3 separate regions of the Mus musculus genome follow, and all the other regions are linked to region 2. A link is a loop called in an ENCODE intact Hi-C map of the cell type or tissue named here. Cell type or tissue: heart. All regions are shown on one strand. Links, peaks and the distances in the headings refer to the core of each region. The heading gives the core; the rest is flanking DNA. Region 1 overlaps Fbxw7 (F-box and WD-40 domain protein 7). Region 2 has its middle 42 kb from the start of 1700036G14Rik. Region 3 overlaps Gm31096 (a long non-coding RNA gene).

The links. Hi-C counts contacts between places; a loop is a spot of excess contacts. Peaks named below come from ENCODE experiments on the same cell type or tissue, not always from the same donor. Only the 100,000 strongest peaks of a DNase experiment are listed, where the experiment ranks them.
Region 1: a loop joins it to region 2, with 6 times the contacts of the local background. A loop is called at or near these places in 13 of 42 quality-filtered maps.
Region 3: it touches region 2 in a loop (1.9-fold over the local background); 2 of 42 quality-filtered maps call a loop at or near these places.

What each region holds. Positions count from the first base shown.
Region 1 is chr3:84,922,673-84,932,934 of GRCm38, forward strand. The region is part of intron 4 of Fbxw7 (F-box and WD-40 domain protein 7); the gene reads left to right. Among named protein-coding and RNA genes, the nearest start is that of Gm40080, 49 kb to the left of the region's middle. In heart, for the core only: a CTCF peak has its summit at 5,433 (motif pointing left); DNase peaks (open chromatin) are centred at 2,709 and 6,719.
Region 2 is chr3:85,270,886-85,281,147 of GRCm38, forward strand. No RefSeq gene overlaps it. Among named protein-coding and RNA genes, the nearest start is that of 1700036G14Rik, 42 kb to the right of the region's middle. In heart, for the core only: a CTCF peak has its summit at 4,519 (motif pointing left); a DNase peak (open chromatin) is centred at 4,406; H3K27ac peaks cover 2,095 bases.
Region 3 is chr3:85,110,853-85,121,114 of GRCm38, forward strand. It overlaps Gm31096 (a long non-coding RNA gene), which reads right to left. Exons shown (of 2, transcript XR_003954509.1): 2 at 2,899-4,502. Among named protein-coding and RNA genes, the nearest start is that of Gm31096, 6.0 kb to the right of the region's middle. In heart, for the core only: no CTCF peak of the experiment used is centred there; a DNase peak (open chromatin) is centred at 5,459.

The DNA of each region.
Region 1 (10,262 bases), core at 1,492-9,491, 350 kb before region 2:
GCAAAATAAATTATATTCTCACAGAATATACGGCTGTCTTTCATTTTTGTTTTTGTTTAAGCACAGAGATATCATTTAGTTTAAATGATATCTTCCCTATAGTTCTGAAAGGAATTAGAAGTGCTAATTGTTTTCAGAGATTATCACTGAAATAAATTATTTTAAGAATAAAGATCTCGTTCTGTATAAAATTATATTATAATATTATTAGCAAAATAGATAGTATTTATATCTGGGGATAGATATATTAGCAAAAAGGTTATTCTAAGAAGACGGGCAGAATATGAGTGAGGGTTATAATTATGTGAACAAAATATCAGTCTTCCTCTAGAGAGTAAAGTGAGTGTCAAAGGACACACACAGACTGGGAGGTGGTGACATTTCTTCTGGAGAGGCTGGTGGGACCATAGACATGTTTCTCTTAACTATCAGTTATTACCTTCCCCCACCCCCCCGCCCCTGGCCCTGGCCATAATAATTTATAGATTTCCAGTGTCCTTATGCTGTCTTTTCTCTGGCCTACCCCTGGGTCTTTGTTGGGAATGATGTTGTGCATGCACTGCCATGCATCTCTTAGAGCATGTCCTTGTTTAGAAGTGACATGTGACTGTGATCATGGTCCTTCATAAATTATTTTATAAGAAAATAAGTGTATGTGTGTATCTGAATGTGAATGTATGTGGATGTCTGTCTGCATACTCCCATGCAGAGACAGGAAGACACTGATGACTTGTGCAATCACCCCTTGCCTTATTTCCTTGAGATACAAGACAGTCTCTTGGAGCTAAGTAGAGGCTACCAATCCCCAGGGATTCTCCTGTCTCAGTTCCCTGTACAACAGTTACTGACTCACGGGACCACACCCAGCTTTTTTTGTGGGTGTGTGCAAAGCTTCATACTCAGGTCCTCAGGTTTGAACAGCAAGAGCCCTGAAGTCCACTGAGCCAAGTCTCCAGTCCCAGTGTTAAGGACTGTTGTTATATTCTACTATCATTTACTTTTTAAACTTGTTACTGTGGTTGAGCAGGTATAACATAAAAAGTAATGTTTTTCCTTGTTCACGTATGTTCAGTGGCATTAAGTACACTCAGAATATTGCATAACAATTACCACCTTCCCTCTCCAGAACTCTCCCATTTTTTTCCCCTGAAACTCTGTAGCAGTTAAACATACTTATCTCCACACCCTTGTGCTTTCTGTCTCTGAACTGAACTGTCCCCACACACTGCTTAAGTGTTTGATTATAAGTGGAGTCATGCCACACCTGTCTCTTTGTAATGCACTTGTTTTACTTAGTATGATAGCCTCAACTGTCAATGATGTGTCAAGGCTGGAATTTTCTTCTTGAAGGCAAAACAGTATTCAACTCTGTGTGTGTAGCACTTAGCTTACTTAGATTATTTCCATGTTGTGATTGTTGTGAATAATGTTGCTACACTCATGGTACTTCTAGTCAAGTTCCTGCTTTTAAATCGTGTGTATGTCCATGTCCATGTCCAGAAGTGGAAATTTGGAGTGACCCCTTGACTGTGGGCAGTGTTTGGGGAGCTGCCATACCACTTCCCATCGCAGTTACAGTGTTTTCCATCATATTCCAGTTCCCCTACATACTGCCAGCAAGTTTGCACTTTAAGCTACATTTCAAATTTGATATTAGAGAGAAAGACCTGGTTTAAGAACATAACATCCGGATCGGGCTAGGAATAATTCTTGTGTACAAACTGTCTTTTCTGCTCATTAGTCTACTTACGATAGAGTAACATTGAGCTTTCCAAAGTGGGAGGGGCTGGGGGAAGAAGCCAGACAAGGTGGCTCACCCTGTAATTCTAGCACTTGGGAGTTAGAGGCAGGAGAATCACCAGTTCCAGGTCATTTCTGGCTGCAGGATCGAGGTCGACCTGAGTGGTTCGTTTAAGGAAATATTTAAGATTACACTGCAACTAATAGTTTGAGAATACTTTCAGGTAGAGTCGTTGCCTCTCAAGTTTACCTTGGGCGTTAGGGAGCAATGGAAAGTTCTTTAAACGTAGATGTTATAGCCCAGTCCTTTGCGTTTTAGGAAGGGTTGTCTAATTGATATGTTGGAGGGGTTAAGCACAGAGAATCCCCACCTACCATCCAACATTTCAGTCACCTCTGTGTCAGAGTACTCGGTGACAGGGACACACTGCCATGGGTTTCTTAGAGCATGTTTCTGCTGAGAAGTGACATCGTACTGTGATCACTGCCTATCATCGTTCATTTTATAAATAATAAACAATTTATGTGCCTTCAGTCAGTCATGTGGCTATTATAATGGACTCAGGAACTGTTTCAGAACTACAGAGGAACTGAGATTGATAATTTCTAGTAAGATAATTTGAGGTTATTAACAGCGAGAGAGCGGTAGGGTATGTTTGCTGTCTTGGTGAGCAGGAGACTGGTCTGTAAGGTCAGTCACTTGATGCAGAGGAGGCTGAACAAGCAAGCTGTTTTCAGCATGCATCAACACTCCTGAAGTTTGAATAGACTCAAAGCATTCTTCAGACACTTATGGTGACGTTTGAGAAAGGAAGACTTAAGAGAACATAGAGTTGTGTGTGTGTTGAATTTTGAAAAGGAACTCTTACTTTCCACTTTCTAGGGAGCACCTTGGTTATTTAGTTGGAACGCTCCCAGGACCCCGCAGCCCAGCCCTGCTTTGCTCCTGTCTGCACTGCTCACTTGCTGTGGGAGCTCACCAGCTGTTTGACTGGCAGGAGCAGGAGTGCTCACTTCAGGAGTTTATAATTCCTGGCTATTCTAGGACAGTTTGCACTTCACCAAGCCTCAGACAGGTCAGGACACTCGCAAAGAGAAGGTTGGAAGACAAAAACGGCAACAGGCCTTGGATTCTCAGCCTTTTAAAACTACTAGTCATTTTTTCAGTTTGGTTGTGAGTGTTTTAGTAATGTGCCTGTAGTACATATTGAGAGTGTTCATCAACCAAGAGGAGTTTAAAATGTCAAAACCTGGAAAAGCTCCTGTGAACCATGGCTTGGTTCCTGTTGATCTCAAAAGTGCAAAAGACCCTCTGCCACATCAGACTGTGATGAAGATATTTAGCATTAGCATTATTGCCCAGGGTCTGCCTTTTTGTCGAAGACGGGTAAGTCTGTAACATTTAAAGCACGACTGTTTATTAAGTGCTGTTTCTCTTCCTGTAAAGCACTGCTTCCGATCGCCTGTGTGTTGTCTGTGAGGAGAGCTAACGATGCTTTGTGTGGCTAGGGAAAACTTACACAGCAAGAGCCGGGCAGGGGCACCCTCTCTGCCTTTCGTCTCCTCTGTTTTTCATGAGATTAGAATCCTGTAAACTTATTTCAAACTGGTAAATGTGAAAACGGTATGTCTTGAAATATGCTGATAAATGTTAGAAAGTTGTGTAGCTTTTATTTTGCTGGGAGGCCAAACTGCTGTTGGTATGTTCCTTACATGTGGGAACGCAGCATCTAGTGCAAAGAACACTCCAGGCAGGTCTGTAGGCTTCTTGGGCCCGTAAAGCTGGGCTATTTTTACAAACTCTTTCATGAATTAAAACTTCATGGGTTAGAAGAGATGTCAGTTGTTTTCTGAAACAGAAGCGGCACATGGTTGGGTGATATCCCGAATGTCTTGGACTTTGCAGCACTCGTGTTACTGTATAATCAGCATAAGGTCCAAGGGTGTTTTTCAGTATGACGCACTGGGGCTGTAGTATTAGCAATATGTGTTTCTTCTGACCTAGCTGCTGTTGCCATTTTGAATTATTTACTAGAGTCATGTATTTATACATATGAAATATGTTTATGGTCCTGAACACAGTAGGCCCAAACACATAAGTTTGTTTGTGTGTCTATGTCTGTCTGTCTGTTTCTTTGGAAGTAAATGAGAACTTGTTTAATCAATGTTTTCTGTTCTTACATCTCTTATAGTTACTTTAATTTTTTAACTGCAGGGGACAAGGAGAATAATCCACATCACTAGAAAACACTTTTGTCTGTATAGTGGCATTTACTGAGATATAGGAAAGCTTTGTAATTTTTTTCTAATTAGCTTAGTTCCTTTTGAGTGATTTCAACTTCTATCTTAATAAGTGGCAGCCATGTTGGAAAATGAAGTTAAAACAATGTCTTCTAAATTTTGAAACAAGAACCCAAAGTGCTCTCTTGTCCTATTTCTTCTCTTCTTCCTTTTCTATTTGTTCTGTCTTCATGGTTTCCTTGTCTTTCACCTGTCAGTTTGAAAGCTGCTGTGGAGTGAGGTCACTGCTCGCATTTGAGATTTTACAAGAAGCCTCTGACAGCTGTAATGTCATTCGTAAAATAAGCGATTAGTTTACTCCTTCTGTAAAAGAAAATACCAACACAAATAATTTAAAAGACAAAAATTAGCAAACATAAAAACATATTAAACAATTGAAGTATTAATAGCGAAGTTAATAATGTTCTCTTCTCTTGTTCTTATTTTGTAAAGAACATACGGAGTTTTAGCTTGCAGGAGACTTTATGTCACAGGGCGTTTGTTTGGAAACTGCACAGAAGCTGATCCTGAAGGACCCATTGCCGAGGACCTTGAGGGCTTCCTGCAGGTTTTCTCATGTCACTGCTCTGACATTGCTTAGGTTACGGCCGTGCAGCTGCGTGCCAAGATAAAACTATGTATGGGAATAAAAGTTGTACTAGAAAATTAGAAATAAAGAACATGGCTAACGATTTGAAACAGTCTTAATCAGAATGTCCAGGCTTTGTTTTATAAAAACAGTGTTGAGTGTGGCATGACTCATTGCCTCTGACTCCTGGAAACCTCAGAGTTAGGAGACCTTCTCTTTCCACATTTGGTTACTTTAAATGGATTTTCATTATCTTTGTTAGTTTAGATATTTTAAGTGTTTATGAGAGAACTCTTCTGGAGTACCATATAGTTTGCTCTTATTTTATGCCAGATGTCTTGGAGAGCATCATATCCCTTCCAGAGGTGCTGACTCGGCTGCTATTTGTGGGGAGCTATTGTTTTGAACAAAATCGAAAGCATGACCTATGAAAATTGTGGGAAATTCTTTAAAACTATAATTATAGCTATATTTTTTAACTTTCATCTCTCTCTCTCTTTAAAAGAAAATGTGTTTATCTTATCAAAGTATCATAACTATGAGGGTAGTCTAATTTATCAGTTTTTCTAGGCTCTCACCTAATGTGTGTGAAGATTAAAGTTTTTCGTAACAGTAAATAACAAATAATAAACTAGCTGCTAATCAGTCACTATTGAGTACTTTAGCATTAAGGAACCCATCAGCTAGAATATTTGGTAAAAATCAGTTCCTTAGGGGGCCGGAGCCATAGCTCCATTGTTAATAGTGCAGACTGCTCTCATAATAGTGGCCAAAAGTTTGGTCCCCAGGCGTCAGATGGTGCACAGTCTACCTGTAGTTCATGGCCCACTGGCACCCTCTACTGGACTTCATAAGAACCCACATTCACATTCAGAGACTCCCTGTACACACACACACACACACACACACACACACACACACACACACACACCTCTACCTGCAAAAGTAATCTTAAAAAATAAACTCCATAGGTAATTCTTAATATAAAGAAGATTTGGGGCTTTAACTTATAATTTTAAGAAGCTCTGATTATCCTTTAGGAGAACAGAAATGATGTACGAGTTGCTTTATTTTCCCTTGAAACTGGAATGCTTTTAATTATGGTAGTACCATCAGTAACATTCTAAAATTCCAGTTTCATTATTTTTCTACATTTTGGTCACATCTAAAATAAGAATGCAGAATTGATTTTTCTTTTTAGCAAGAGAAATATTGGTGAATCTTATTGTTAGTATATTAGAAGAAAACCATTCTTACAGCTAATATTAGAATGTATAAATCTCACTTATTCACTCATTCCAGCTTTGGAACACTCAAGTATCTAGACTGTTCCTGTAGAATTTCTCTTATGTGTTACTCTTTTGATAGGCAGTTGTTGGTTTAGATCAGATTCTTAAACATCTGGTGTGCTCATTCAGCGTGGAAGACTAAGTGGGGTAGGGCTTGGGCGCAGGCAGTGAGTGTGGGAAAACACTCACAGGTCCTTCTCTGTTGTTCATTGTGTTTATGTTTTGAGACAGTCTTACTGGACAGCTCAGGCTGGCCTTGAACTAGAAATTCTTCTGCTGTACCCTTTCTAGTAGCAGGCTTTGGTTGTGTGTATCACCATGTTTGACTTTAAAGAGCCCAGTAAGTAGCCTAGGAACTGTGTTACTGGGTGACTACTATCATGAGCCATTTCGGTCCTTATTGACTTAAGTGTGAGCTGAATGCTGTAGACCAGGGACTCAAACAGGTGAGTCTCCCAGTTTTTGTGGTGATCCTGAGCAGTGATCTTACCTCCTGGCATTCCACTATCTCTGTGGTCTATCTACATACACCTTTTCCTAACATGCTTGGCACTTTTCAGCTGCTGTGATAATTAGGTTTGGAAGATAAGTCTGGGAGCATATTACAGTCCATTTGTAATATGCTTAAAATGTCTTGTATAATCACCTTCAAGATTTTTAACTTAAGCTACACATTGAGACAGTTTTACTCATTGAAATTTTGAAATGTTTATGTCAGTGGTTGGATTGTTCTCTGTTGCCTTGTTAGCCAGGGATCACACCTAGTCAGCTGAGTTCACCTGGCAGCCATTGAGACAGGCAGGGCTCCCTCACGTTGGCGCACTGTCCTTCCTGTCCACGGCCTCAGTCAGTGCTTTGGACAAGGACAAAGTGACACAGCACCTCTTCAGCAACATTGCTTTGGTTTAGGATTTGTTCTTAATCACTGTGCCATTAATAGAGACAAAGCTGTATTAAAATTTTTAGTGTTTTTTCAAATATAACCTAATGGGCTGTTGGTTTTGTATGTATAGACTTCAGTTAGTTTAGGTTGTATATAATTTTAATCTTGTTCTTTTAGTGGACTTTAGACCAGCCAGTTAATTTTTCAGAAAAGGCCTGCCATAATTATTAAGAAAATGTATTGGGTTTTTGTTTGTTTATTTTTTTGTTTTGTTTTGTTTTTAGGAAGAATGTCTAATGATCCCGTTTATAGTAAAATTTTCATATGTATAGAGATTTTTTTTGTGTGTGTTACTAAAAACTGTACCACAATCGTGAAGGCCTTTCTTGGTAAAGCAAAAGTATGAATTCTGAATTTAGAAATGTGATATCTCCCCAAATTATCTGGATTGAGTAGCTTATGTAGTAAATTTTATTTTCATTGAACAACTTACATCTCAAAAATAGGACATGCTTATTGTATGCAAAATAAAATACTTTCTTTATAACTTCCTAAATTATTAGTAATTTTACTGCTCAGAAACAACCAAAACAATAATTTTAAATATTTAATTATTTTTACGCAAAATTGGCAGTTAGACCCATTCTTACTGTATTGCTTGTGTTTCTCCAAGACTGTGAGTACTGGTAAGTGTCTGATCTGCCACGTGAATGTGGCAGTATTCTTCTTCTTTGCTAATTTGAATAGTGACATGCTTTGGCCATGTGTATACAAAAAATTTTTAGTCATATTATTATGCACAGATTTGTAGATGTAGGATTACTTGGTAAAGAATTAACTTTATTCTGTTCTTGGTAGGTAGTAATGAATTGTTTTACCGAAAATTGTACCAATTTTAAAATACCACAGGGCCCATCTAACCTTACTGTAAAACATATATGTCTGTTTATTCCTATGTAAACATTTTAGGGACATTACACTTAGGTGATGTCAGTTCCAATATTTCCATTAAGTACATGTCATCATACTCCATGAAGAAAGCATAAGAAGAAATCTAAAATTATTTGTTCATAGTGATGATCTTTGTTGTGGAAAAGGACCTTTGCCAGAGACTTGTCACCTGTATTATTTCCAACTGTAAGGATTTTCTACTCTTTTCATAGCTATGTTTCTGTGTCTTTGTCCAAATAGATTGTCCACATGTGTGATTTTAAAAATGTATTTCTGATTCAACATTGTCTGTTTATTGCTGGTCTTCTGATAGATGTCTTGGTTTTTATGTCATATTATACTCTTACACTCCTGGATTTTAGTGAGATATTTTTATAGTATTAATGGTGGCCTCTCCCAAAGTGTACTGCTATTAATAATCTCCACTACGAGAGTCCTTCTCCTGCGAGCTGCAGCAGCTGCCGGAGACACTTGCCTGCTTCTTACCCAGTGTTACTTAGGTCACATCTGCCATAGCTTTGCCCATTAGCCACTTTCTAGGCTTACCCTTCCTCCCTCTCTCTGCTGAGTTCCATTTCCACCATGATTAACTTGACTATCTTAGTTTCAGCAGTTTTCTTGTTTAAGGTGGCCAACTGCAATTCAACTTGGTTTCTACACAGTTCAGTGTCTGTTTCCAGAATGTTCAGCTGAATATATAAACACACACGAGTATCTCTTCAGCAGAGATAAATATAAAACATTTTAACACACATCATCCCCCCTGTGTTACGCATGGATTTTTGTCCCCAGGTTCTTTCAAGACCTCACGGTGGAGCCTGGCTGGCTGGCTGCACCTTCTTCCAGGCGCTGTGCTTCTTTGTGCCCTAGTGGTCCTCGTCCATTATCCTTAACTCCAGTGCACTCGCTGTTCTACCATTGCCCGTGGCCTGGTTTGGGCTGCTCAGTGGTGCTGTGTGACACTTTGTAGAAACACTTGGTGGCTTCAGTTGGGCTATCCACTCAGACCACAGGGGCTGACTCCAATACTTTTTATGCTGCAGGGGATACGCAGGAGAAAGGTAGTGTACAGATTTGTAGGACTGGTTTTGTTGAAAAAGCTGTTAAAGTTGGAGTCTCTTCTAGGAGTTTTCGTACTCTTAGGAGCATGGCATGTTTTTGTTTACTGTGTTTTCAAATGACTATGCAGCTGTGATTTTGAATATTTCATTTTCTAAATTTAACCAAACTCAGATATAGTTTGACACTTAATTTTAAAAGTAATTACTACTTACCAATTTTGAAAGTAAAGGCTAAAACAAAAACTCAGTGTAGTCCTTTAGGAGGTACTTTTAAGAGTCATTTAGGAGGCATGAGGGCTTGAAAATGCCAGAAAAGGCTAAAAGAGACAAAGACCTAATACTCGGAAGACGAAGGTCAGTATTGTGGTAGGAGCTGATCTAGAAACAGCATTGAGTGAGGATATAGAAACATTGTCTTTTGCAAGTTGCTTACCACGTAATATGCAATTTAAAGTCCTACCAGTCTTTTTCTTCCTGAGTACTTTGTACAGACATGAGTGAAGAGAGTAGAAATCAGGAGTTTCCTGGGGAAACTACAGTCTCTAACATGCAAGGCACTGGCTAAAAATAGAAGCTCCTATACAGGTCTATACAAAAATTTAAAGCAAACAAGCAATCAAACAAAACCCTACAACCTTTTAAGCATCTTCCGTCTGTGGTAAAACTTAAACTCATTGTAATACAAAAGGGGAAATGCCTAAGAGGCCCACTGTACAAAGAGGCCAACAGTTAAGAAAGGGCTTCAGGACGAAGACATCCCGAGTTTTGCAGGCAAATAGATGGAACTAGGAAATATCATCCTGAGTGAAGTAACTCAGACCCAAAAAGGCATGCATGGTATGTACTCATCAGTGATATTAGCCAAAAAAAGTGCAGAATATCCAGGATACAGTCCACAGAACACAAAAAGGTTAACAAGCCAAAGGGCCCAAGTGAGGACGCCTCAATCCCACTTGAGAGAGAGAAGAAAGCAATCATGGGGGTGGGGGGGAAAGGGAGGGACATGGGTGAAAATGGGGACAGGGAGAGGAAGAAGGGAACATGACCAAGTATTGGGTGGGGGAAAAGGATTGAAGCCCTGAGAACCAACAGAAAGAATGGAAACAGGCAACCTTGGGTGGTAGGAGATGGGGGTGGGGGTGGGGGACTCTCCAGAATATACCAGGGACCTGGGAGGTGAAGAGACTCTCAGGACTCAAAGGGGAGGGACCTTAGATGAAATACCCTAGAGTGGGGAGAGGGAACTTATAGAGCCCACCTCCAGCAGAAAGATAGACATCAAGTGAGGGATGGAGTTACCATCCAACTGTTTAAAACTCTGACCCATAATTGTTCCTGTCTGAAAGAACTGCAGGGACAAAAATGGAGAAGACCCTGAGGAAAAGGTCCAGTGGCAGGCCCAAAGTGGGGTCCAGCTCAAGGGGAGGTCCCAAGGCCTGATACTATTACTGAGGCTATGGAGTGCTCAC
Region 2 (10,262 bases), core at 860-8,859:
TCATTGAGAATACGGAGGCAGAGTCAGCCCAGTGGTATCCAGCATCATTGTCAGTGTCTCTCTGGTACTGGGAATGAATCAAAGCTTATCAAATAGAGGTTCAGCTTCTGTGATGATCACAGTCTAAACAAGTTATCTATCTGGGGACTAGTTTATATAGCATCTTTTGTATCGATACATTCTCAGAATACTTAGCCCTCTGTATACTTAGCCCTCGGGGGTGGTGGATAGTGTCAGTTACAAACAAGAAACTGCCAAAAAGAGAGGCCCCCACTTGCTGTAGCCCTCAGTCTTTTCCTGAAGCTGACATGGGACCATACTATTTATGGACTGTCAATCACTGGGAAGAACTAGATGGGGTGCTATGGAGAAACACACAGGGTTTACCAGGCATGGTGCCTGTCGTAGAGATGAAAACAAGCATGCTTCCGTTTATTTCCCCCTGCAGCTGCCATTCTATCCTTCCAAAGATCTGTTCTGGGCTTTTGGCAGCAGCAGAGTTGACCTGCAAATCAATTCAACTCCATTCACAGCTCCTAAAACTGACTGTGCCCAGTTCCCCCACACAGGTGAGAGGAAAATATTTACAAGGAGAGAAGATGGCCCTAGGAAAAAGCTGAGTGAGATGAATAGGGAAAGCTGGAGACTGCAGAACTCCATCAGCACCATTATAGGCTGCATGCAGAACTCCATCAGCGCCATTACAGGCTGCAGCCCCTCAGCTACAGCTGAGTGTCTCAACAATCTTATACAAGGCCCTTCAGCACCTGTGGAATGTGCCACTCTTTCCTCATTTCAAGCAGCTATTGCTTCACAAGGACTATTTGGGAACTCTGAACTCTAATATTGATGAGCTGTAACTTTGGCATCTTGGGGGTTCCAGCTGAGAAATACTGTGACATTTCATGCCTCTCCAAAAAAAACTTTTTTTTTTTTTTTTGAGAATAAAATCTCCTTTTGATTGTTAAAGGCAATATTCAGGAACTCGAAAACATCTTTTCTCATATTATCTAATTTGGTGCACTGGAAGAAAGGCCCAGAAAGAGAGAGGTAAGCATGGAAGGTGGGGGTGGGGTGGGAGAGGCCTGCAGCTTGAACTTGACCTGCAAGGGAATTTATTCCTTTGAAGTGGTTTCAGTATTGTGAGGTAGCCATCAGAGAAGACTACTCAGACACTAGTTCAAGCCAATAGAAAGTCTACATTGTCTAGTAGGCAGCCAGCAGCTACACTGGGTGTTTGGAGTCCCAGCGTAATCCTGAGCCTTTCTTTGGGAGAACTCTTAAGCTCAAAAAACACATCATGAATCGAAAGCACTCAGCCAGAAGCAGGACTTACAGAAACCAAAGAGAAAGGTTAGTACATGTAGGGACTTTCCCAGAACTATGGACTGTGATAGATTAGGTCTTCATTCGTGTTTTGGCAGGTGGGGTGACCTACTTGTTGGGTTCCAAGGCCTGATGGTACTTCCATTATGGCGTCAGCCTTGCTAAGGTCTGGGGCCCTGATACATCAGCCCTGATGAAACAGTGGAAGTTGGGGTTCTCCTTCTGGATAATAATAAAAGAATTTAGAAATTGACTCAAATACAAGCTCAAGAAATTTTGTTAGAGTGTGAAAGAAACCCTCAGGCAGGCAACCTGTGAAAACCTCAGCATCTGCCTGGAGGTAGAGATTGGAGGTGAGAAATAAAAATCCCAGAGCAGTTTAAGTCAGCAGGAAGGTCAGGAATGTGGCAGATAAGCAGGCACATGGTGTGGGGGGAGGCTTTAAACAAAGAGCAAGGAAGTACAAAATGTTGGGGGTAGGTTAGGGAGTAGGGGATGGAAGTGGGGTGTAGGAGTGAGGGGATAGGAGGTAGGGGGTTTAAAGTGTTAGGGAAACTGTACTTAAGAAAACATAGAAAAAATGATAAAAGTTACAATTTTCTGAATCACTTTAAAAAGCCATTCAGAAATGTGGGAAAACTTATACCCTTTATGATTGTGGCCCATACACTACTTCAGCCCTGCAAAACACAGGGTTCTGGGAAGCAGAAGTCCAGTCCATCATTAAAGGACAATGCTCTTCAGCATGTTTTAAGGTGAACCCACTTTCCTATCAGTGATCTTTTGGCCAAGTGTAGGACCAGGCACAGCTGAAATGTTAGGTCTCTACTGAAGCCAGAGATTCTCTTTTCTTGACTTTTTTGTTTTTTTGTTTGGGTTTTTTTGTTTGTTTTGTTTTTGTTTTTTGAGACAGGGTTTCTCTGTATAGCCCTGGCTGTCCTGGAACTCACTCTGTAGACCAGGCTGGCCTCGAACTCAGAAATCCGCCTGCCTCTGCCTCCCGAGTGCTGGGATTAAAGGCATGTGCCACCACTTCTCAACTTCTTGACTGAGACTTTTTTTACCCTAATATCACCTACAAGAGGTAACCCTAAAACCATTTAGGAATCAGATCAGAGCCCCCAAACATTGGGTGAGGCTGCCAAGAAGCCCAGTGACCTTTGCTGGTTTCGGCCCAGAAAGAAAGTGGTTCCTTTTCTTTGGTCCACCCTGACCCCAACTGCCTAGCCAATGTCTACCTTCTGAGCTCAGCATTGCTTCTCTGTGCTCCATGCCAGAAGCTGGAGAGAGGATTTCATACTCTACAGACTCATTGATTTTACAGAACTTTTTTTCTATTCTCCTCGTCTTGCAGATTTCAAAATAAATAAGTTCAGAAACATTGATTCTTTGCCAGGGTCACAGCTAACAGAGTGGGGAAACTCCTAAGCCGTCCTTTTGAGAGATGAACAGACGGGAGAGCTGCTCACAGGCAAAGCTACACTTACACCTGCAGAGAAGTGCTCCCACTCCCCTGGAAGAGGAACAGAGGTAAGCTGGCTTTAAGGGGAAGCCTCGGGACCGTGCTGTGTGAAGAACCCCTGTCTCGGGCCTGGTAGGCATGTGGAGGACAGGATCCTTCCAGTCAGACCCTTGCCTCTGTCCCACTGCAGGAGAAAGCAGATCCAGGAATCCACGAAATCCAAGTTCACCCTTAACCTTGCTGTGGAATTGCAGTATGCTCTGTTTCGTGTTCCCTAAATCGTTTGCAACAGGCAGCTGTGCTAGGTCAGAATCTCACAGGGGATTCTGAGATTCCAGACAGGGTAGGGACTGGGAAGAGTACAATTCACATATGTGGAGCATCTGAGGAATTTGGGGGCTAAAAAGAGAAGCTTCTAGATGGAAGTGGCTAAGATTCCTGGACCTTCAAAGGGCTCAGGAACCATCTCCGGTCCATCCTGGTACCTGGGACGGACCTTTTATGGGTATTCAGCTCAACCATCCCATCAGCTGTAAACACATTTTATCCCAACATCCCTGAGAGCCGGGTGCCAATAGCCAACTACTACAGGTGAGAGATAAGAATTTATTTAGTCTTCTCGGCTTTGCCAACCCAGGATTCAAATAAATACCAGCCCTTTGACCCAAATGCGCATGTTTTTGACCACAGTATATGGCCCCTCGTGAATGAATTGATTCTAGAGCTAATGAATACACCAAGGCAGGCTTTTCTGCAACTTACACCCCAACCATTTATGCCTGGGCAATCAGAGTAGCTGAGTTCACCCATAAGGGAGGATACAAAATAGGACTTGAATTGGAACCAGTTACATGAATTAATTTTTGTCTTGGGGTTCTGACAGCAGAATAAACCAAAAAGCCCATAATTCCATGATGAAGTCATATCATTAAAACCCTTGGCAGCTCAGCTATTATTTTACGTAAAATATATGCATGGCTTCTGAGAATTTCTCTCCTCCAGCAAACAGGGCAGGAAAAATATATTAGTAATGGCCACAGTCTCTGCTACCCTGCTGGTATTTATGGGACTTTATTGCTAGGACCGGTGCTGGCTTGGAAGTGGGAAAGGTAAATGGTCTCTATGGTGGGAAACAGTGCACTGGACGCACTTCCAGCAAAACCAGCAACTTCCAATCGCAGCACGGGGCACGCCAACATTCCTGGCACGTCTCTCCCCAAAAGAGAGCCTGGCGCAGTCCACGGAATCTTCTGAGCCCACATCAAAGGCTGTGTGAAGCTCAGTATTTGGGACTTCTCCTTTGCAGCCGGCTCCCTAACGTGGGGTGGGGTCATCTGGGGCAAATAACAAAACATTTTCTCCAAAACGCCATACTTGGAATTCCCTCTTAGGCCTGGGCTCCTTCCACACATACCCAGTGCACACTTTTCCCAGCCCTGCAGTCCTCTGGGTCCTCGCCTGGAGGGTCCCCACCCTTCCACCTGCTGCACACCGCACTGCCCAGCCCAGGCATGAAAGAACTAAAGGGACTGAGCCCGCGACACACCCTGGCTATCTATAGAACATCCCTCTAGTGGTTCTGCTGACAAGTCACTGGAGATCCCTCCTTGGGCTTTATTATGTCACAGGAACCCTGGCTGGAATGCTGAGGATTAAATTCCAAGCCCTTCCCTGTCGGCCGGGCCCCTAGCCAGACACTGAGTTACCATCCGGGCTCTCGGCCGCCCCCTACTGAACATTTTTTGCTTCTTTGTCTAGCACCTGCTGGGTTCAGAGAACCCCCGCTCCCTAAAGGTGTTTTGCTCACTCATCCCAGGGACACCTTTGTATAGTGAGTACACAGATTCAGCCTTCAGATCGGCTTTAATGTCTGTCTCTACTTGTGAATTTGGACAAGCTGCCAATCCCATTTGGCCTAATTGCCTTTACCCAAAGTATACACGAACTCAACTATCAGAGAGAGAAAGGCCGGCCCTAGCTCAAGTCAAGGAAATCGCAAAAATGTCTGTCTTATATGGACTGCCCTACTGTACTCCTCGCCTGTGATGTAGATTTATAGTAAGTGCCACACAGGCCTGCGGAGTTGAATATGTGGGTGAAGATGCAAAAGACATCAGTGGTTTCTAATGCTCAGAGGTCACCTACTTCTGAGCTTGCCAAAGAATAGCCACTGAATCCTATTTCGACATACCAAAGCTGGGGTGAGCAAAATGCTTTGAAAACACCAGTAATATTGACAACATCCGTTTTTAAAACTTCATTTAGTGGTGCTAGGGACTGACCCTAAGGTCCTGTGTATACCAGTGAAGCACTCTGCCACCGAGCTACCTCCCAGGTGTGCTACCTGCCATTTCTCTCTCTCTCTCTCTCTCTCTCTCTCTCTCTCTCTCTCTCTCCTCTCCCCCCCTCTCTCATGTGTGTGTGTGTGTGTGTGTGTGTGTGTGTGTGTGTGTGTGTGTTTGTGTGTGTGTATGTCTCAGTGTGGAGACTAAGTTCATTTTCTTTTGTTGCATTCCAGCCCTTGTTGATTTTTTTTTTAATTTCTAATTTCAGAAGCAGCCCTGGGAAGCAAGTACCTATGTCCTTTAGCAGTGAACATCTTGAGTTTTGGTGACTTGCTTAAGTCCCAGGGTCAAAGAGCTGTGAGTGACTGAATAAGCTATAGGCCTCTTTATGTCTGAATCACTCCTTGACATTTACTTTGATTTTATATGTATGTATGTATGTATGTATGTAAGTATGTATGTATGTATGTGTGTGTATATGTTTTGCCTGCATGTATGTGTATGCACCACACTCATGCATTGCCTTATGAAGTCAATCCTCTGAAACTGGAGTTACACATAGCTCTAAGCTGCCATGTGAGTGCTGGGAATTGAACCCAGGTCCTCTGGAAGAGCAGCAAGTCCTCTCAATAGATGAGCCATATCTCCACACCTGGATCCACTCTTTATGCCCTTTAACCCCTCTAGACCTCCTGTGAATATAAAAAAACAAGTAATAATATCTGCCTCATTTCTTTCACAAGATCAGTCACCTGGAGGAAAGCACTGTGGTCATTGTTACAGACCCCTTCTGGACCCTTCCAAAGGATGGTGAGGAGGGGGAGGGGTTGAGGAGTCATGATCACCAGGAGCCTGCACCTCCCTGAGCTCAGCCCACTTCCCAGAAAAAGAGAAGAAATTATGGGGTTCCAGACATGTTGGGTATAAGCCAAGAGCCCAAGGAGGCTCTGGTTTTCCTAAAAAGGCCACCTAGGTTGGGACAAGCTGGAGGCTCAGAGTGTATCAGATTCCCCTGAGCCTTTCAAAGAGTATGAATGTTTACAGTCACATAGTATTACCACATCCCTGTCTCCATGTCTCTGTCTGTCTCTCTGTCTCTGTCTCTCTGTCTTACACACACACACACACACACACACACACACACACTCCATTCCTCTCTCATAACACTGCTCACTAGTTTCCCACCTTCGCCTAGTAAGTGAAACATGTAAACAAATAATACATTATGTCTGTGTCAACGGGGCGTAGAAGCAGTGACTTTAAAGTGTGGCCCAGGGGGAGAGGAAGTTTACAGAAGACTATGACAGACACCTCAATGTCATTGCCAACAGCATTATTTCATGACCCCAGGAAGCTGGTAGCGTTGTTATTTCTGGAAGAGAAATAACATGTCTTTTTCTTTTTTCTTAAACACCTTATTTTTCTCTTCCTTTAAACAATGTAGATGTTTCCCCATGAATGCAGCATTGTAAAAACAGATTCTCTCTGTCTGTGCCAAAGGCTTCCATGGGGTGACTAAATTCCTGATGGCAGGAGTTTTAGGACCTTCAGATTTGATGAGGTGGACCATCCATCACACCTCTTTTTCTCTGAAGGCCTCTAGCAGATGTAGACCTGGCCTCAGGTAGAAGAAATCCTTCTAAAGAAGGGGCCACAGATCTCACATAGGCCCCAGTCTGAGAAGTCACCCTACACAGGCACAAGAGCCTTAGTCTCTAACGTGTGTGGGAAGGTTCAAATCCTGAGGGCACCACTCATGAATAGTTCATTGGAAGCAAATAATTAAAAGATTTAAAGTTTGCATTTTATAACCATCTTTTCATCTTTCTTGTGGACTCAACTCAATTTTTTGAGTGTCTGGAGAGATGGCTCTGCAGTTAAGAACATTTAGTGCTCTTGTAGAGGGATGACCTGAGTTAGGTTCCCAGTTGGCAGCTCACAACTTGTGGAGAGCCGTGCCGCGAGCAATCGCCATCATAAGTAAACAAGCCTTGTACGCAGGTGCGAGAGTGAACTCACTCCTAGTCACTGCCCATTCTCGGGGCGTAGTAGTGGGGTGATGGGCGAGCAACAAATCAGGAGCTGACATGCCATATCAGGTGCTGAAATGCCATGGCTGAGGGCTATATAAGCGACTCCATTTCCTGGAGTCGGGGTCTCCCTCCTGAGAAGTAAGCAATAAAAGCTTTGCTGCAGAAGATTCCGGTTGTCCCGAGTGTGTTCTTGCCGGCAACTACCATCACACTGGCGCAAGGGAGCGGACGGAACCAGAAGTGCGGGACACGTAAGGCTCTGCAAGGTACGTACAGTCTTGAAATTTCTCCAGAGTTAGACGCCCTTTTGATTGTTTGCACGGAGATTGCACTTTTCCTTTCAGTTTAGTTTTGCTTCCACCGCTGGAACTGCTGACTGGTTCTCAGTTGCAGTCAGGACTGGACAGCGGCAGTATGGGAATCTCCCACTCTGTAGTAGTGGCGTTATGGTCAATCTTGAAGCAGTGTGGCCTGAGAATCGCCACTAAGACTATAGAGGGATTTGTCAGGGAGATAGACCGTGTGGCACCATGGTATAACCTGCCTCATAAGTCATCAACACTTCTCAGGGGTACATACTGTCTATGCTTGGTTTATCTAACTTGTATTAGGGACTACTTTCAGTGTACATACAAATGTTCATGCATCAGAAGCCAGTTTCCTTTAACAGTACGTTCAATTTTGGTGAGCTAATAAACACTTCAACTTAAATAATGGCATTGTTAAGGATCAAATTCCACTATTAGTTTTGTTAACACCACTGGCACACACACTGCATATGTATATATGTATTATCCTAAAATAAAACTCCTCTCAGAATTTCTTTACTTTTTACTATACACCAACTAGTTCATATTTTAGTTTTTTTTACAAAGAAAATGCTAAGAAAATTATAATCACATAATTCCAGATTTCCTTACACATAAGATGGAATGGTCCAGCAGCTATGTCCACTGTCACAGACATTTCTTGGGGTCAGGGTCTCCCTCCTGAGAAGTAAGCAATAAAAGCTTTGCCGCAGAAGATTCCAGTTGTCCTGAGTGTGTTCTTGCCGGCGGGGACAAAAGCTCGGGCAATAACAACTGCCTGTAATTCTAGATCCAGGAGATCTCATATCAACTCCTTGGGCTCCTGTATGTATGTATGTATGTATGTATGTATGTATGTATGTATGTATGTATGTATGTATTGCATAAAAACTCAACTAAAAGCACATTATTTCCAGAGCCCTTTTTATCTGTGGGCTTTTATGAAGTGGAAACTTCTAGTTTCTTTGGAATGTCAGTTACATCAAACGATAGTTTGCTGGAGCCCACAGGTGAAAGGATGCCTTGCTAAAGCAAACACAGGAAAGACTGTCTTCCTGTTTCCTGAAGCAGACATGTGAAAGAGCCAGTGATGAAGGAGTATAAATATGACCCAGCAGATGATGGGAGGTGAGCACTGAGCTTTGGTTTGCTCCGCCTCGGTGTTCTTCACTAAAGGCACGCATGTATTGCTTCACCTTACATAGCACTGTTGAGCTCCACTTGTGCTAACGCTGCCATTGAGAGAAACTTGCATAAGAAAACTTGTGAGGTTCCCGAGGCAGCTTGCTGCCTCCATGATCTCTCCTTAGGCCAGTTGTCCAGTCTGGCAGTTTCTTCAGTGTTGAACTACAGCTGCCTGGGGTCTGCCTGTCTCGAGGACTGGTCTGCAGCTGCTGAATCATATTTGGTGTTTGTTACGGGACTGAACTGCTGCCCAAGAAGATCAAGCTCAATCCCACAGAAGAACTACCGAACAGGTCCACTTCCCCAATATCTTAATAAACGTTTCGCTTCCACTACTTCTGCTGGGTGGTAGGCTAGAGGAGATGTTGAACCCTTATTAAAAATAGGTTGCAAAAAGTTCATGCCTACAATTCTCTGTTTGCCCTCACAAAGCTTGCTCACCAGAGAAGGAGAGGGACCACACAAAAAACTCAGGCAGCCTCCTTCCTCTGAGGGGTTGAAACACAGAGGTGAGATTTCTCTGGGTCCTGCAGTGAGCTGCTAGTCTCGTTGAGAATGATGAGACTGGGCTGGACCTAGGAGGTGTCAGCGGGGTTAGGGGGTACAGAAGGACGCTCTTTAGGTGAAAGGTGGCCCAATCCATACACAAAGAGTTAACAAAGTGGAGGTAGTAGAGATGCTTCTAGAAGAAGCATCCAACGTCCACAGAGGCAAGCAGAGGGTAGAAGCCATGGCAGAGTAGGGAAGCAGAAGGGTTATTGTTGATTGGCTTGCAGGAAAAACAAAGCAACTCCAACCCTAGCAGCTCCAACACTAGGGAGCCTGCGGCGTGACCCAAAAACACACAGGCTACATGGGCAAAGGCAGGGGTTCCTCCAACAGGAGGGAGCTGCTGGAGGAAAACAGAAACTTCCACAAAGGCCCAGCAGCTGCCAAGAGCAGCCTGGCAGCACAAAGCAGACCCCAGGAGCACCAGAAGCAGCACTCGCCTCAAAAGATCCTGGTGAGAACCCAGCTCTGGCAGAGCTGGCCTGTGTCAGGAGCTCACAGAACCACACACGAGTGACACGCCAGACACTGTGCCCAGCCCTTCATGCGCCTCCTCCCGTTCATCTTCACAGCAACCCTCAAGGCAGAGAACTCGTTCTCACGTAGCAGATGAGGGAAGTCAGACACGGCACTGAAGACGGATCTCAGGCGACATTCAAAGTCAGGTCTCGTTCTACAGTCCCTGCTACAGATGGCTTCCCATGCCGATGACCAGATCTACTCACCCTCGATTGTCGTGGTATCGGCTGCTCATCATTTAGCCTATAGAACATTGAACGTTTAGAATATATCCGATGTGCACTCTTCCCATGCGCAACTCTATATAGTTCCTCTGTGAGATGTGCGCTCTTCCCATGCGCAACTCTATATAGTTCCTCTGTGAGAGCCTTCTCTTCTAGCTTTGGATACTGAGGCACAGAGAGGCTAAGTAACTTATGTAAACCTCACAGCACAGTAAGAGCAGAAAAAGGCTTCGTACCAGGTAGGACCCTACGCTTGACCTTGTCAGCCCACTGCCTCTCTGTGGGTACCTATGTGACCCAGGCTTCTCACCTTGTTTCCTTCCCAGTGTAGAGGCGGGCCCACTGAGGACTCGCTGCGAATGGATGCAAAG
Region 3 (10,262 bases), core at 1,113-9,112, 160 kb before region 2:
GCTCACAGTTGGGTGCAGAGTGCGGCAGTGAATGAATTATGTACCCAGGCAACTTGCAAATGAGATTCTGCAGTCATTACTGGTTGAAATTGGAAGAATCTCAGAGAGTGGAAGAGGAGCTGAAAAAGAAACGCTGGTGAGCACAGTTGCTTATTTTTAGAAACAGAGAGGCAGTTGAGCTCACAGATTTTGCTCTTAGAATCACAGGCAGGGAAGCTGGTTGTCCACCTGGGGTAGGAATTGGTTATTGCTGCCTGAACTATCACTGCCTGACCCTACTTGCCCTTGGGTGTTGGAAGTGAGGTGGCACGGAGTCAACAACACAGACTATGGTAGCAAGTGAGAAACACCGCAAGCTCCTTTAATACCTTCCACTCTTGCCCCATTGGTCCCAAGAAAACATCTCTTCTAAACAGCAGTTGCCGATTGGCCAGCATTGTCTGCTCCAGCAATTCTTGGTCTCTCAGGCAGTCCTCAATTAGGTCCTCCTGCAGGAGGTGCTTTTGCAGCTGTGCTGGGCCCTGGTATTTACATAGAGGTGGTCTTGCTGGTCCTGCTACAGGTTATGGTTTGGATAATTGATGAGCTCCCTGGACAACAGGACAGGCTGTAAGGCAAACCACCATGGGTGGGTCCCAGTTTCTTCTTTTACTCCTTTGATCTCCTTTGGCCTAGGGTCCCCAGAGGTCAACTGAACTGTATGTCTAGATTTCATGAAGTCTCTCATGATGCTGTTGCTGAGGGAAAGAATGATTTAAAACAAACAAACAAACAAACAAACAAAAAAACAAAAAAAACCAGAGGGTGGAAAGAGCCTGTGAGGAGTCATAATCGGCAATCTCCAGCGGGAAGAGCATTTCTAACGGTTTCTACCTCTTTCCTCATTGTCTTGACCAAACATTTTTTATATTATTGTTTTTATTCTAATATTTATTACAAATCCACTGTGTGTCAGGATACATGTTTAAACAACTTTCTCACCTGCATGACTAGACGAAGTCTGATGCTGGCATTTTAGCTTCAGAATACCTGTGTCCCAAGCCACCGCTGTTTACTTACATTGATGGGCTCACTGCAGAAAGAGGGCAGATGGGGAAGACATGGGCTGAGGTCAGGAGGAGCCAGCATGGTTTTTCCAGGGGCACAACTGAAACAGGAAGCAATTTTACTGAGCAAACTGAAGCTCCTGGAGTAAGGTTAACCACAGGACCCCAGGCCCATACAGGATAGGAGGAATGGAAGAGCTTGGCTGTTTGAGTAAGCAAGACCCGGGTGGCAGGAAGCTTAATCTGAGACAATAGCATCGTGAGACAGGCAGAAGCCAAAATAGGAGGAGACAACGCAGTTCCTTAGCTTTTAGTTGGTCTGAAGATATTAGCTAGGGATTTGGACTCATTAGCATAATTTGATGGATTAGCAAGAGGAGTTAGAATTCCTCATCCCATTTTTTTTTGTCTGTCGTATTTTCAGGAACACATTAAGACTCAACCATGGTGGGAGAAAGTCATCAGCAGAGGATGCTGGGAACCATGACTTCCTGGAGGCAGCTCTTCCACAGGAGCGGAGCCAGTGTTCTCAGCGAAAACAGCCAGGACCTACCACCATTCAGGAAACAAATATATGACCCTGCACTCAGCTAGGAAGGGCGAACTTCAGAGGTCCCTGGAGCGCTCTTCCCACACTGGAAAGACAGGAACTGGAAAGGCATTTCCACGAGCGTGCCTTTCAGACTTGACTGTTGCCTACAGCCAGAATTACATGTTGCAGCTCCACCCAGACTGTACATAAGCACACATAGGCTACTGAAACAAGCATTCCAGAAAAATCACTTCCCCTTGTTGGGTTGAAGTGGCTTTGGTTTGGTCTATTCTGTTCTATTCTAGTCTATTCTGTCTAGTTCTGGTCTTTATCAAAGCTATTTAAAAGTGCTTGCCCAGATCATTCATGAAATGATTTCCTGGCTCATTAATGGGTTGTAACTCATAGTTTAAAACACGCTGGAGCTGGGCAGGCAGGTGTGGAGCTATGTCATGCTAGCCATTGCTCCAGATCAGTAGCTCTCAACCTTCCTATGCTGTGACCCTTTTAACACAGTTCCTCATGTTGTAGTGACCCCAACTATAAAATTAATTGGTTGATACTTCATAACTGCAATTTTGCTACTGTTACTGTTACGAATCGCAATGTAAATATCTTATATTTGAGTTATCTGATATGCCAACAGGGTCACAACACACAGGCTGAGAACTCAACACGTGTTTTCTGAGTGTCAGCTTTGTTTTCAGAGCTGGGTCTCCATTAGCAGTCAAGGCAAAAAACTTGTAAAAAACATCTCTGCTTTCATGGAGTTTACACCAGGAGGTCATGTGTAATAATCAGTCTAGATTGTGACAAGTACCAGAACCCAGGGAGAGCAGCAGCTCAGCACAAGGACCACGGGGTGGGTGGTGGGGGTGTCCCTGAGAAAGTGACATTACCTCTGAGGATGACTGGGGATGAGGAGCAAGAAAGAATATTCTAGAAAGAAAGGCAGTTAATATATGAGGGTTGAGAGAAGGCGAGACAAGGGAGAAGTCTCTCTGCTCAGTGTCTTAGGGTTCCTATTGCTGTGAAGAGACACCACGACCTCTGCAACTCTTACAAAGGAAACCATTTATTTGGGGCCAGCTTAAAGTTTCAGAGATTGAGTCCATTACCTTCATGGTGAGAAGCATGGTGCCCTGCAGACAGACATGGTGCTGTAGAAGGAGCAGAGTTCTACCTCTTGATCTGCAGGCAGCAGGAATAGTGTTACACTGGGTGTGGCCTGAGATCCTTAGACCTCAAAGCCCACCTCCTAGTGATGCACTTCCTCCAACAAAGCCATGCCTACCCCAACAAGGTCACACCTCTTACTAGTACCACTTCCATATTTTATTCAAACCACCACACTCAGGAAGTGGGAACTAATCTCAAGAGCAGGGAGAGGTGATTAGAGGAGGGCAGAGATGCAAAGAGATAGGGAAGAACCGATGTAGATAGAGACAAGCTGTGTGCAGAGCAGGGTGAAGGTGACTTGGTACTGCTGGGGAAAGGGAACAAAGATGACCTCAGGTCTTTTGTTTTGAGGAGTTGAAGGTGACAGTGGTGGAGAAGAGAGAAGGTCTTTTCACTCATGAAGCTCTTCCTAGACTCCTTCTAAGAGACTGATGTCTCTGCTTCCTGCTGGGCATCTCTACTTTCACTCGCAGACTTCCACCCCAGTCTTAGTCTTGATTATATTTCTTTGTGTGTAGATGGTGATGGTGATGAGCATGTTCACTGAACATTCTGTCCCAGCCGATACTTTGTGTGACCCTTGCACAGCCTCTTAGTCCAGAAACAGTCCTTTTGGGTGAGTCCAATGCCCAACTACTCTTCTCAGACAGAGCAAATTGTGACCAAGGCAGGTCTCGTGAACATGGTGTTGCTGTTTGGACAGAGCTGTTCTCCAAGCCTCGGCAGTCTGACTCTGGGGTCTATGGTCTTAAGTACTGCTTACATCGTAACTGCTGTCTACCTGTCTTGGATCCTTGAAGTTTGGGACCACTTAGTATTACTAATGCTGTTTTCAAATGCTTCTAGTGCCCAGGACAACTACTGGACTCTAAGAGGCCCTTCCAAGGGTTTGTTAGGGAGAACTGTCGACATAGTGATATTGCTCAGACTTCACAGAGGGCTCAGGATTACTTTTGTAATTCTGACGTAGGGGTTGGCAATGTTTTTCTGTAAGGATACAGGCAGTCAATACTAGGTCTTGCAGGCTGTGGAGGAGGTTCTGTTTCTACTGGGCTCTGACACTGTAGAGCAAAAGCTGTCAGAGACAACGTGGAGACAGTTGGGTGTGACTGAGTGTCAATAAAACTTCATTTACGGATACTGAAATTTGAATCTAATGTAGCTTCATGTCATGAAAGTTCCCTAAGATGTAAAAAAGGTTTGTTGGTTTCCTTGCTTGAGACAGGGTTTCTCTGTGTAACAGCCTTAGCTGTTCTGTAATTCTCTTTGCAGACCAGGCTGGCCTCAAACCTATAGAGATCCTCCTGCCTCTGTCTTCCAAGTGCTGGGATTAAAGGTGTGCACCACCACACCCTGCGTAAAAGGTTCTTACACCTTAAAAATGTAAAAATAATTTAAATTGAGAAATCAATTTTAGCTTTCTGACTATAAAACAGTATTCTGTTTAGATTCGACCTGAGGGCCGTGGTAGGCCAACTCCTACTATGGACAGCAGCTTGGAGCTGGCAGGTGGAAATGCTCTGGACTCTCTGAATTCAAACAGGTTAGGGAGAGGAGCCCAGCAGTCCAGGGCTGCTCCACAGAAGTTTCTCTGGTTAGAACCTCTTAGCCAGGGGCACAGGCATTGTCTGTGGGGATGCAGGGATGGCGGAGGCACACCAGGTGACTTGGAAAGCTTTTCCTCCACTTCTCATGATTCCATGCAGTGACTCCCTGGGCTTTAGAAGAAAACCACAAGAGCTGAACTGATTGGAGGGAAGGTCATTCAGAATTTGCAAAAGAAAAAAAAAAGTCTGAGTTATAAAACGGTTTATAAGAAATGATGCTTCATTGCGTTCAAGGACATTCGGCAATCAAACGAACACTTAACAAAGGGCTGTCAATAATCCATTTGAATTGCACTTCGTATTTGTCAAAGTGCTTTCCAGTACATTATCCCCATTGATCTGGCCAGGCACCCTAGGAGGCAGATAGCCCCATTTTACAGGAGAGGTCACCGTGAACACCTTCACTGAAGGCAGTGGCTCAGAAGGGCTATGGACTCTGCCTTGTAGCCTCCATGACCTGATACAAATGGTGACTTCATATTATGTACATCTATAGCACTAACTCAAGCTTATTTTTAACCCCTGTGAATCTCCTAGACACATGGCCACCTAGCCAGATCAGCATGAGGAATTCATCACACAGCACTAATGAAACACCGAGAGAATTCATGGAGAGTCCTTCCCAGGTCTGAAGGAGGAAAGGTATATCTCAAATGATAAAGGTTTTTTTCCAGGCTTGAGTTTGTTTTTCTTCTGCTAACTTCGTAATTGGGAGGAAGCTCGATACTGAGGGAAGGCACCTCCAGCTTCTGAGCTGTGCTTTCCCTTTGCCTATCACAGCAAGTGTGGCCTGGGGGACATGGTGCACTGCCAGGCAGCCAGCCAGCCAGCCCTAGTGAACTGGGGGGACAAGCCTGTTCTTCTTACCTCCCAGCTCGGGTCTCTCATCAGCATTTCTCTGCCAAATTGGGCTTTGGCACACCTAAAGATGCCTTGGCAAACTTTGCTAATTTCCCAAGAGCAACTTCCTGGTTCTTAATTAGGCCTTTTATTCCTCGATGTCTATATTTAACTGTGCTCCGTTAATGCTGACCTCTTTTGGACAGTGCCAAGAACGTCAGGGAGGTGGCAGTTGAGTCTAGACAGGGCAATTATTCAGATATCTAAGCTCCCCCAACTCATTCTTACAGTGTTACCCCAGGAGGAGACAGTCAGTCACTGAGGGACGCCTTCCTGGGCTCATTAAATAACCACTCTATCTTTCTCTCCACTGTGCCCGGGGAGGCAGAGATCGGCAGTAACCAATGGTGGAGAGTGAGCCAGCTGCAAGATGTCACCCTAGAGCTCAGAGGGACAGAGCATGGAGCACAGAGGGGGAGGTGGGGGTTGAAAAGAAAAAGTCTTTGAGAAAGGCTCTTGATGGTGCAAGGAAACCACAAGGCTATTCATCCCTCCTCGTCTGTAAAATTGGAAATAGCTTAACTTTCTGTGGCAGGAGGCATGGATCCATAGAGCCTGCTGTATTCACACAACGGGGCACAGCTGAGGTGTAAGAAGACAGGTGAAGGAGAGTCATGTGTATCAGCACAGAGAACCCTGAAAACATGGTGGAGCCTCCAAAGTAAGTCACACAGGGTGCTAAGGATATGAAAATATTTGCCAAATTATCAAGTGGCTTGGTAATGATGCTGTATCTTATTTATGGGTAACATGCATGTGCCGCAAGTATTTTTTAAATTATGATAATTAAAATACCTCCAAAGCTGTCCATCCCTTTCTTTTTCTTTTAGAAGAGAAGAGACAGATCAGTGATCAAACAAGAGATAAAGACACAAACTTTTTTTAAAAAGAAAATAAAATGCATGACAATGTCACCAAAGGAGGGAGATCTGTTTACTAGTAGCGTCATAATACTAATACTGTTGACAGATGAGCAGGCTCAGCTCTACACTATGGCCCACAGAAGTCCGAGAAGCTCTTTCTCAGAGACTGCCATTCAGGCAAAGCTGGATCCTTGGCGACACCACGTGAGGAGAGTTCCTGGTGAGCTGGTACAAAGCAGAAGTGGACCCTTTGAGAATAGAGAGAGAGATGTGGGCAGTCCGTTCAGTGTGGCATCTGGGAAGAGGGAACCTCATCTGAGAAAAGGCCTCCATCGGATTGCCCTGTAGGAAAACCTGTGGGGGGGATTTTTCTTGATTAATGATTGTTTGGGAGCCTAGCCCGCTGTGGGTAGAATCATCTGTGGGGAAGATGGTCCTGGGTTGAATAAGAAGGCAGGTTGAGCAAGCCAGGGGGGAGCAAGCCAGTAAACAGCACCCCTCCATGGTCTTTGTTTTAGTTTCTGCCTCTAGTTTTTTGGCCTGCTTGGATTCCTACCTTGGGGTCCATAACCAATGAACTGTGATCCGGACGTGAAAGCCAAATGAAACCTTTGCTCCCCAAGTTGCTTTTGGTCACAGTGTTTTATCACAGCAATAGGAAGCAGACTAGAAATGGACAGGAAAATAATGAGGCACACCGGAGAGGGTGAGCATGGGCTTCTCAAAGAAGAATTGCTCTTCAGTGTGTCCAAATATATGCCGTTCTGGTGGCTCTCAAGTTACAGCCCAGAGTAGCTAGGACATTTTTGTCCCCTCCCTCTTTTTACAAGTGAGATCATTGTATGGTTTTGGGTTGTCTTAGATGGGATTACAGTTAATAAGATAAAGCCAGGGACCACCGGGGTTGCACAAGAGGGTTGGGAAATGTCCTGTCACTACAACAGAGGTTGCTAGTGACAGTCACTGTTGAGATAAGAGAGATAGAGTTCTTACCATGAACCCCCAAAGCAACTGGGCCTGCCAATCATGAGCTGAAGTCTATGAAACTTGTGACGCCCCAAAACTCCCTTTCCTCCTTTTAAGCCTCAAGCATCGAGAACAGAGTAATACAGGGGCCGGTGACTTTTGTCCTCTGAGTTGGTAAGCACAGCACTGGGGACTGGAAATCCAGGAAATGCTGGATGGGTCACAGTTCTAAGTTCAACTAGTACAGGTCTGAAGAGCAGCCTGAGTCTCTGCTACTGTCATAGACCACGGCTGCTTCTCTATCGCCAGCCTCTGGTCCTAACGGCTTTCAGTTGCCCACATGAGGACAGCTTGGACTATGAATGATGGCTGCATGCCTCACACTCCCCTGCATTGAGCAAGAACCTCATCTGAAAAGTTCTTTCACAGCAATGCTTTATTTGTTGTTTGACCAAACGGCCAGGCACCACAGCCTAGCCAGGGAGACTCACAAAATGAGTGTCTATTAACTCTTAGTATCTATATCAGATTACACATCGAAGATATGGACAACAGACCACGTATAAGTCCACAAAACATTTGAAAAAACAAAAATTAATTAACTAATTTAAAATAAAAGGATCTTGGAAACAACTGTAACATTGTCACACTTAGTCAATTAACAGTTGTCCTTGATGTAATCATATATCAAGTGAAATTGACACTTAACTTTTCAATTCTCCCATATGTTACAGTTTTACAATGTATTAGTTTTAGTTGGGCTTCAACTGTGGTCCACACATTGTGATTAGTTAAATAAATGTTTAATTAATATATATGTGTGTGTGTAGTATATATATATATATATATATATATATATATATATATATATATATATATGCACACACACACACATGTATAAGAGTACACTGTCGCTCTCTTAGACATGCCAGAAGAGGGCATTGTATCCTCCATGACAGATAGTTGTTACCTATCATGTGGTTGCTAGGAATTGAACTCAGGACCTCTGGAAAAGCAATCAGTGCTCTTAACCCCTGAGCCATCTCTCCAGCCCCATCCCTCTCTCTTGTAGCTAATTTTAGAATCTCTCATTGGTTCTTTTTGAGGTTCTGACACTGGGTTATATGGGCAGCATTCCCTCAGTATCCTCCATCATGTTTCTCTGTTCTGTTTCCTATAAACTCATTGTTTGATATAGCGGCCTGGGCATACTTTATATAACTGACAGCACGTGCAATCACCCAGGTTGGATGGGAGCTTCTGATGGTGCCATTGAAGGTTATCTAGATCAGGTTGGCCTCTGGACAGTTCTGAGTAGGATTTTGTTGAATGGGTTAACTGCAATAGGAAGGGGCTGGTCCTGCCCTTTTCAAAGGGCAAAGGGCATTCACGGTTCTCTGCTGCCTCCCTGCCCCTGCAATGTGACCAGCTACCTTCCTGTTCCTGCCGTCATGTTTTCTCCGCCATGATGGAATGTACCCTGGAACTGTAGGCCAAAACAGATCTTTCTTCTTTTGGTTGCTTATGTGTGGTACACACACACACACACACACACACACACACACACACACACACATTTATTACAGCAAATAGGCAATCAACTAATACACCCAGCTAGCCATTTTTTTTTTTAAAAATCTCATATTTGCAGGATTTTAAGACCCACTGAAGGGTTCCTTGTTTGCAAATAGACAAAACAAACAAAGCCGGCATGGCTCCCTTATTAGCTGAATGAAACCTAAGATTGCACTGCTGGAATCATTTTGTTTGAATTCTCAATTAAAATGCAAATACTCCTAGGCAAGGAAGAACTTATTAGGCACCCATTCCCCAGTATGGATGCTTTGTAGAGGAGAAACGTGTGTCTTTTCCTCACAGATCACAATGGCATGGCTGGCACCCCTGTTGCACCAGACACGTTTATTTAGTAAAGTTACAGGAGACAGTGAGCCTTTGAGGTGAAGATCAAAGAGCCAAGGAAAGTCTGGTGAAAGAAGCAGCCATTCTTTCCTCTTAGGCATTGCTCCTCTGTCACAAGAGGGACATAGTGGGGAGGTTCTTTTACTGACACCTGCCACATGGGTGGTGGCAGACGGTCTAAAAGTGACCATTTTAGGCCTCCTGACCTTTACCTTGCCACTTGTGTGGAATACCTTCTGTCCTAGTTAGGGCTTCTATTGCCTTGATGAAACACTATGACTAAAAGCAAATTGGAGATGAGAGGATTTATTTGGCTTACACTTCCATATTGTAGTCCATCATTAAAGGAAGTCAGGACAGAAACCTGGAGGCAGGAGCTGATGCAGAAGCTCTGGAACGGTGTTGCTTACTGGCTTGCTCAGCCTGCTTTCTTTTCTTCTTTTTTTTCCCAAAAATTTATTAGATATTTTCATTTACATTTTAAATGTTATCCTGAAAGTTCCCTATACCCTCCCCTCACCCTGCTCCCCTACCCACCCACTCCCACTTCTTGGCCCTGCAATGGAGAAGCTAGAGCTATAGGATGGAACACAGGGCCCCCAATGGAGAAGCTAGAGAAAGCACCCAAGGAGCTGAAGGGGTCTGTAACTCTATAGGTGGAACAACAATATGAACTAACCAGTACCTCCAGAGCTCCATGTCTCAGCCTGCTTTCTTGTAGCACCCAGGACCACCAGCTCAGGGATGGCCTCACTCACAATGGGCTGGGCCCTCCCACATCAATTAAGAAAATGCCTACAGGCCTGCCAGCAGCTCAATCTTATGGAGGCATTTTCTCAATTGAGGTTCCCTCCACTCAAATGACTCTGACTTGTGTCAAGTTGACGTAAAGCTCTCCCGGCATACCTTCCCATGCATGTTTCAGAAATGGAGAAAGGGAAAGAAATGAGGAGGGAAGAGTGCAGAGGTGATATTTGTAACTGTGTCATGCGGGGTAGGGTGGGGGTTGGGGGAGGCATCCGCAGGGCCGCTTGGGAAGAACAGAATCATGGGGGCCGGGCTTGCCGGAAAGCCCCTTAGTGATGGGTCATCTAGTGCAAGCCGACTTCAGGCCATTAATCAATTTAGTTGTCTAAGACGTGCGCAGGTGCATTCATTCCAGGAGGTATGGCTCTGCACCCAATCTTCTAATAACCCTGGAAGGAGGCATATTTACAGCCTTCTTAAGAGTAAAATGCAGAGGCACAGT